Linked DNA regions of Homo sapiens: region 1 is linked to region 2. The links are chromatin contacts, found by Hi-C or POLR2A ChIA-PET in ENCODE. All regions are on one chromosome and are shown on one strand. The core of a region is the stretch at or near the end of the contact, and the rest is flanking DNA. Distances in the headings are between cores, read along the strand shown.

Region 1 (3,114 bases), core at 529-3,028, 6.4 Mb after region 2:
GTGTATATAAATTGTGCAGTAAAATGACGGCTTTTCTTTACATCTTAATTCTTGTTGTCTTCACTATTATGTGCCTATTCCCAATTTCTTTCTCTAGTCTGGGACCCAGCAGCTCTTTGTTCTCATTGTGTCTGTCGTCTCCCTTTCTTTGTGTTGCAGGGAGATACTGCTACCCGCATCTGCCACTGAGCATGCGGGAAAAATCCTTCAATAGATTCTTTACTTAGGACTTTCAGTAGTATTACTCCATTTCTCCAGGTTTTGGTAATAACCAAAAAAAATCCTAAAGATATACCGAAACTTGGAAAGGTGATGGGTGATACAGGTGGTTAGGTGGTGGGCTAGCAAGCTGGGACACAGGGAAGGTTAAGGGAGTCATCACACGCATTTAGCTAATTTATGGAAGCGCTCACCAAGCATGTTAAATGCAGAACATCCACCCTGCACACAGAAGCTAGAGATGTAGATTAACAACTGAGAAGATACAAGTGTTTCTGAGCAGGAAGACACAAAACCATATCTGAAACCAATAGATACGATGTGTTAGCAGCTCCAGAGAAATGAGGTACATTGTCACAAAGATTGGTATGTAAAGTCCCTAGCAAGGACTTTCACTAGATAGTATATCATCTGAGGATGAGAACCAGTGGTGTAGATTTTTCTCATAATATAATCTCAGGTTTTCCTCTGATTGTGTTAAACACTCAAAATGCTAAGTCAGTCAGTATTCATTGAACACAACTCGATTAAATTCTTCTGCTTAAAAGCCTCTTTTAAAAAAAGCAGATTTGCTCGTTTTCCAAGTGGTAAGAAATAGCAGGTTTGCAGGTGAGATTAAAGTGTATTGGGTAGAATTCTGAGGTTTTCTGTTTTCTGCTTTCCCACCAGCAAGTCTGACTTTAATAACTTACACATTATTTAATAGAAGGAGCACTAAACAATTTTACTCATATTTCTCCCCATAACCATTTTTGCCTATTGTACTCATTGCCCGCATCACGAGCTCTTAGAATGGTTCCTGGCACAGAGTAGGTGCTCAAAGATCTTTTGTTTGGGGAATGCATGAATATACATAGTATGAAAAAAAAAGCAGTTCTTCTTTTATTGTGACAAACAATGATGGTAACAGTTCAAATTTGACTATTTTAGAATAAATAAGTAAACACTTGTCTCCTTAGCAGCTGGCCACTCTACCTCTTAGAGAGAGGGCTTTCTTCTCTTTCTTCTCGGTCTCCTGTCTCCCACCATTTTGCTTCTCTATTACCAATGAGAACATGAGTGGCATGGTCCCAAAGCCTTTCTGTTCCCCCTATCTCCACTTTTCGGTTTTTAGAATAACGATCCCCAGCCTTTAAGTTTTCTATAGGATTCGTTAGCCAGTGGCTATTAAGTGCTGTCACGGAGCCTAACAGAGAGCTGGGAAGGGAGCAAACCAGCGGGCCGGTGGTGCACTACTCGAGGGCCAGCACCTGCAGCTGCTTCTTTGGGAACCCCCTGGTCCCCGCAACCGCCTCAGAGACCCGCGCAGTTCACTGTCCCACCAAGCGGCAGGAGGAGGTGCTTGTGGCGGGAAAGTTCAGGCCAGGTCCAATCAGGCCCCTGGGATTAGGTAGCGAGGGTGGGTGCGGCTCCCCGGCCCCAACCCGGGCTGCCGGCCCCGCCCCCTGGGTGGGCTTCCCCACGGTTCTCCGCCCCCCCCCCCCCACCCGCCCCCTCGGCGCTCTTGCCCCGCCCCGCTCCGGGGCCGCGGCTAAAACCCGGAGCCGCCGCGACGCCCAGGGGACTGGAGGGACGCACTGAGCATGTGCAGATCAGCTCGGTGGTGGCTGCCGCGGCCGGAGGCGAGGGCCCGGTGCTGATGCGAACCGCCGGCTCGGCCTCAGCCCGCGCGTGGTCGGCCCCCCAGGCCGGGGCGACAGGGAAGGAGCCGTAGCCTCCCCGTGGCCCGAGGAGCCGGCGCGGCGGCGCGCACTCCCCGGCGGCCGCGGCGCCCTCGGGGCCCACGATGATGGCGGAGCAGGTGAAATGCGCCTCGGCAGGGGTCAGCTCTGGAGCGGGCTCCGGGCCGGTGGTGAACGCGGAGCTGGAGGTGAAGAAGCTGCAGGAGCTGGTGCGCAAGCTGGAGAAGCAGAACGAGCAGCTGCGGAGTCGAGCGGCCAGCGCGGCCGCCGCCCCGCACCTGCTGCTGCTGCCGCCGCCGCCGCCCGCCGCGCCGCCCCCCGCTGGCCTGCAGCCTTTGGGTCCTCGGAGCCCCCCGGCCGCCACGGCCACCGCCGCGGCCTCAGGGGGCCTGGGGCTCGGGCTGGCGCTGGGCGCGGGGGGCGGTGGCGGCAGCGGTAGTGGCAGCGGCGGTGGCTCCAGCCCCGCGTTCCCGGGCACCTTCTGCCTGCCTAGCCCCGCGCCCTCCCTGCTTTGCAGCCTGGCGCAGCCACCCGAGGCGCCCTTCGTCTACTTCAAGCCGGCAGCAGGCTTCTTCGGCGCGGGCGGTGGCGGGCCGGAGCCGGGGGGCGCGGGGACGCCGCCAGGGGCAGCTGCAGCGCCGCCCTCGCCGCCCCCCACGCTGCTGGACGAGGTGGAATTGCTGGATCTGGAGAGCGTAGCCGCCTGGCGGGACGAGGACGACTACACCTGGTACTGCCTGGCTCCGCTCCTTCCCCGAGACCCTGGCCTCGGGGGCTTCGGGCACCGGGGAGCGGGGGCGGGGGGCGGACGGGGGTCCCCTCGCGGCAGCCGGGGTGACTCCCCGCGGCTCCCGGAGGGGCCGACCCAGCAGGTGTTGAGCCAGGCGGTGACACTTCCCACGATGAGGCTTCTCATGAAGGCAGAAACCTGTTTTCTAATCGCTCCGACTGCGGATGAACCGGCCCCCCCTTCCCCCCATCTGCCATGGGTTCTGCTATTTGCTGATTGTTGGGTCCCAAGCTCCTCGTTAGCATTAAGTGCAAAATCCATGTCATCTTGTCTTTTTGCTCAGTGCTGCTCTTTTCCCCAGTGTTTTCGGAGGGATGACGGGGGATGGTAGGGGTTGGCCTCTGTCTGCGACTGTTACTGTTCTTTCGTTTTAAACGAACGCTGGACAGGATTTGCGTGCTCTTCCTCCTCGGGTGGCATCGG
Region 2 (3,179 bases), core at 333-2,832:
AAAGGAAAGAATGAATGAAAAAGGAAAGAAAGAGAAGGGAAGGGAAGGGACACAAAAAAAAAGAAAAAGACAGACAGACCTCTGCCAGTCTTTGCACATTATCTCCATGCTTGTGTGTCCAGAATTGGTTCCTTCCGGTGGGTTCTTGGTCTCGCTGACTTTAAGAATGAAGCTGCAGACCCTCACAGTAAGTGTTACAATTCTTAAAGATGGTGTGTCCAGAGTTTATTCCTTCTGATGTTCAGATGTGTCTGGAGTTTCTTCCTTCTGGTGGGTGTGTGGTCTCGCTGACTTCAGGAATGAAGCCGCAGACCTTCGCAGTTAGTGTTGCAGCTCTTAAAGGTGGCGCGTCTGGAGTTGTTTGTTCCTCCTGGTGGGTTCATGGTCCCGCCTACTTCAGGAGTGAAGCCTCAGACCTTCGCAGTGAGTTTTACAGCTTATAAAGCTAGTGCAGACCCAAAGAGTGAGCAGCAGCAAGATTTATTATAAAGAACAAAAGAACAAAGCTTCCACAGTGTGGAAGCAGACCCCAGCGGGTTGCTGCTGCTGGCTGGGATGGCCAACATTTATTCCCTTATTTGGCCCCTCCCATGCCCTGCTGATTGGTCCATTTTACAGAGTGCTGACTGGTCCGTTTTTACAAAATGCTGATTGGTGCATTTACAAACCTTTAGCTACACACAGAGTGCTGATTTGTCCGTTTTTACAGAGTGCTGATTGGTGTGTTTACAAACATTTAGCTAGACACAGAGTGCTGATTGGTGTGTTTACCATCCTTTAGCTAGACAGAAAAGTTCTCCAAGTCCCCACCCAACCCAGAAGCCCAGCTGGCTTCACCTCTCACTGGGATACTCCTTCAACAGTTAGCCTAGCTTGCACTGAGCCTAAATATCAGCCCAACCTGAAAGGTTAAGGTCATCTCAGGTGTTTTCTGAACATGCCTCTTGGCTTTCTAAATTCCCAAGTGTGCGTGTTGCTTTTGAGAGTTCTAGTTTCTAAAACAAACAAACAACATTTCTTAGCTTTTTCCCACAGGTCTTAGGTGGTCTATTGTTTGTTTTGACTGTACTTTTCTGCCCCAGTCAACAAAGGATTGTTAGTTTTACTTACAGTATTTTTGAGCAATGACCACTACTGGAGATAAAATCCTGACTTTGCCTTTCACTACTCTGAATTTGAGCAATTAGTTTAACTATTGTGTTAAATAAACTTATTTCTAAAACTTTTATTTTTGTTGTTGTTGTTTTCATTTGTTTTCAAAATGTTTCAGCCGTTTGGGGAAGGCAGCAAACAAGATATCTGCAAACATGTTTGGTCTACTAATATTGGTTATTAATATTATTCCTGTTGAGACCAGAAGTCTTCTCCTCATGGAAGGTTTTTTTCTCAAAGGGTTCGTGATCTCATGGACTTCAAGGAATGAAGCCATGGACCTCAGCGGCGAGTGTTACAGCTCAATTGGAGAAATGCGTGCACCCAAAGAGTGTGTGGCAGCAAGATTTATTAAAGTGAAAGTAAAGTGAAAGCGAAAGTAAAGCTTCCACGAGGTGGAAGGAGACCCGGAAAGGTTGCCGTTTTTGGCTTGGGTGTCTTATGCTTATATCCCCTTATGACCCCTCCTCTTTTCCTTTTTCTATCCTATAGAATTAGCTTATTTTCAATCCGCTTGTGGGTTGGCAGGCTTGATTGGTTAAAAACATCAGGCTGCAGCTAGAGCTTAAACTCCCTGTATGATTGGTTGAAGTGTCAATCCCTTAGCTTGCAGCTGTGACTCATTTTGGCTTAGGGGAAGGTCCCCTTTGATTGGTTGAAGTTTCAATCCCTTAGCTTGCAGCTATGACTTATTTTTGGCTTAGGGGAAAGTCCCCTTAGGGAAGTCCCTATTGACCCAGGAAGTCCAGCCAACTTAGCCACTTAGTCCCTCACTGTTACCGAAACACTGTTTACTGAAACAGCAATCTGTCTGTTACCGAAACATTGACATTAGCCTTAGGTTACTGAGAAGGTAAATGACAGGAGCTAGTGAGGTTTCTCTTAACTAGGATAGCAGTGCTTATATATCTTGATTTTCCCAGGAGGATCTTAGTTTATATTTATTGTTCCAGCATATAAATGGTGTCCCTTTTCAAATGTTAAAGTATTGTAAATTACATAGATAGTGTCCCTAGCTGTGATTCTGTGGACATCACACCATACATTGACCTTTCAGAAAGGGAGTGGTTTAGCCAGACAATAAAAGAAGACATCTAGCTTTCATTTTACTCCTGTCTTCTACCTCAACTATGTCTCTCTTCTTCTTCCTTAATAGCAGAAACTCAATTTTTAGTTGGACATATTGCTATCTAGAACAAAAGACAACAGTTCCTAATCTCTCTTGGAACTTTGCCAACCAGAGGACTAAATTCTGAAAACTGGTATGTGAGTGTTGGGTGGGACTGTTATGGGTGAGAAATATCTGAGTCTCACAGCACCAAATGTGTTACCAGTGCAAGTAGTTGAGTCTTAAGGCACCAAATATGTTACCGATAGTAGGCATCGAGTCACTGGCAGCGAATCCGTATGGATCTGCAGCAATCTCAATTCTTGCCTCCTCAGAAGAAAGAATTTGACTGAGGGCATAAGGCAGAAAAAGAGACCAAGGCAAGTTTCAGAACAGGAGTGGAAGTTTATTTTAAAAGGCTTTAGACTAGGAAAGAAAGAAAAGTACGCTTGGACAAGACACAAACAGGCATGTGAAAGTCAGGTGTAATGTTTCGCCTTGATCCTAGGACTTGATAGGCTGGTCCCTTCCCCATGATTCTTCCCTTATGGTGGGCTTTCCACATGAACAGTGTCCTTACGCTTGGGAGGTAAGTACACACAGTGTTTAGGAAGTTGTATGCATGCCCATCTGCGGCTTTTTTCCCTTTTCTGGTGGTGTGTCCCAGGAAGGTCCAACTTTGCCATTTTGTCTCTTAATGCACATGCCCAGTAAGTTGCCTCTCCCTGGAATCTGCATTCATTTAACACTTTAGTGCAACAGGTGTGGACCATCAGGAAATGGTCTCTCCCTGGTGCCAGCTGCCAATTTATCACATTTAGAGAGGCGATGTGATAACTGCTGAACCAGCACCCAACATTCCTTGTGGGTTGGGGAGAGCTCTCTCCTGCCCAGCTTATGCCTGTCTAACTCCCTGTAA

The links. Hi-C counts contacts between places; a loop is a spot of excess contacts on that map. ChIA-PET counts read pairs that join two places held with the same protein, here RNA polymerase II (POLR2A). Pooled maps may share reads with other maps.
Region 1: a map of naive thymus-derived CD4-positive, alpha-beta T cell shows a loop between it and region 2 (32-fold over the local background). The contact joins the promoter of SLAIN1 here to the enhancer-like site in region 2. A Hi-C loop is called at or near these places in 1 of 168 maps with a recorded cell type or tissue (naive thymus-derived CD4-positive, alpha-beta T cell) and 6 of 50 pooled maps. POLR2A ChIA-PET finds 5 or more read pairs at or near these places in 1 of 52 experiments (activated T-cell).

Annotation. Positions count from the first base shown.
Region 1 is chr13:77,695,909-77,699,022 of GRCh38, forward strand. SLAIN1 (SLAIN motif family member 1) reads left to right here and starts at 1,779. Exons shown (of 7, transcript NM_001242868.2): 1 at 1,779-2,631. The coding sequence starts at 2,006. It overlaps MIR3665 (microRNA 3665), which reads right to left and starts at 2,208; the gene lies at 2,104-2,208. RefSeq lists silencers at 1,537-2,096, 2,297-2,536, 2,697-2,846.
Region 2 is chr13:71,289,534-71,292,712 of GRCh38, forward strand. No RefSeq gene overlaps it. Among named protein-coding and RNA genes, the nearest start is that of LINC00348, 280 kb to the left of the region's middle. RefSeq lists an enhancer at 1,656-1,945. Within about 2 kb of position 1,583, at least 12 of the 41 ENCODE cell types and tissues checked have a DNase peak (open chromatin) inside an H3K27ac peak, as active enhancers do.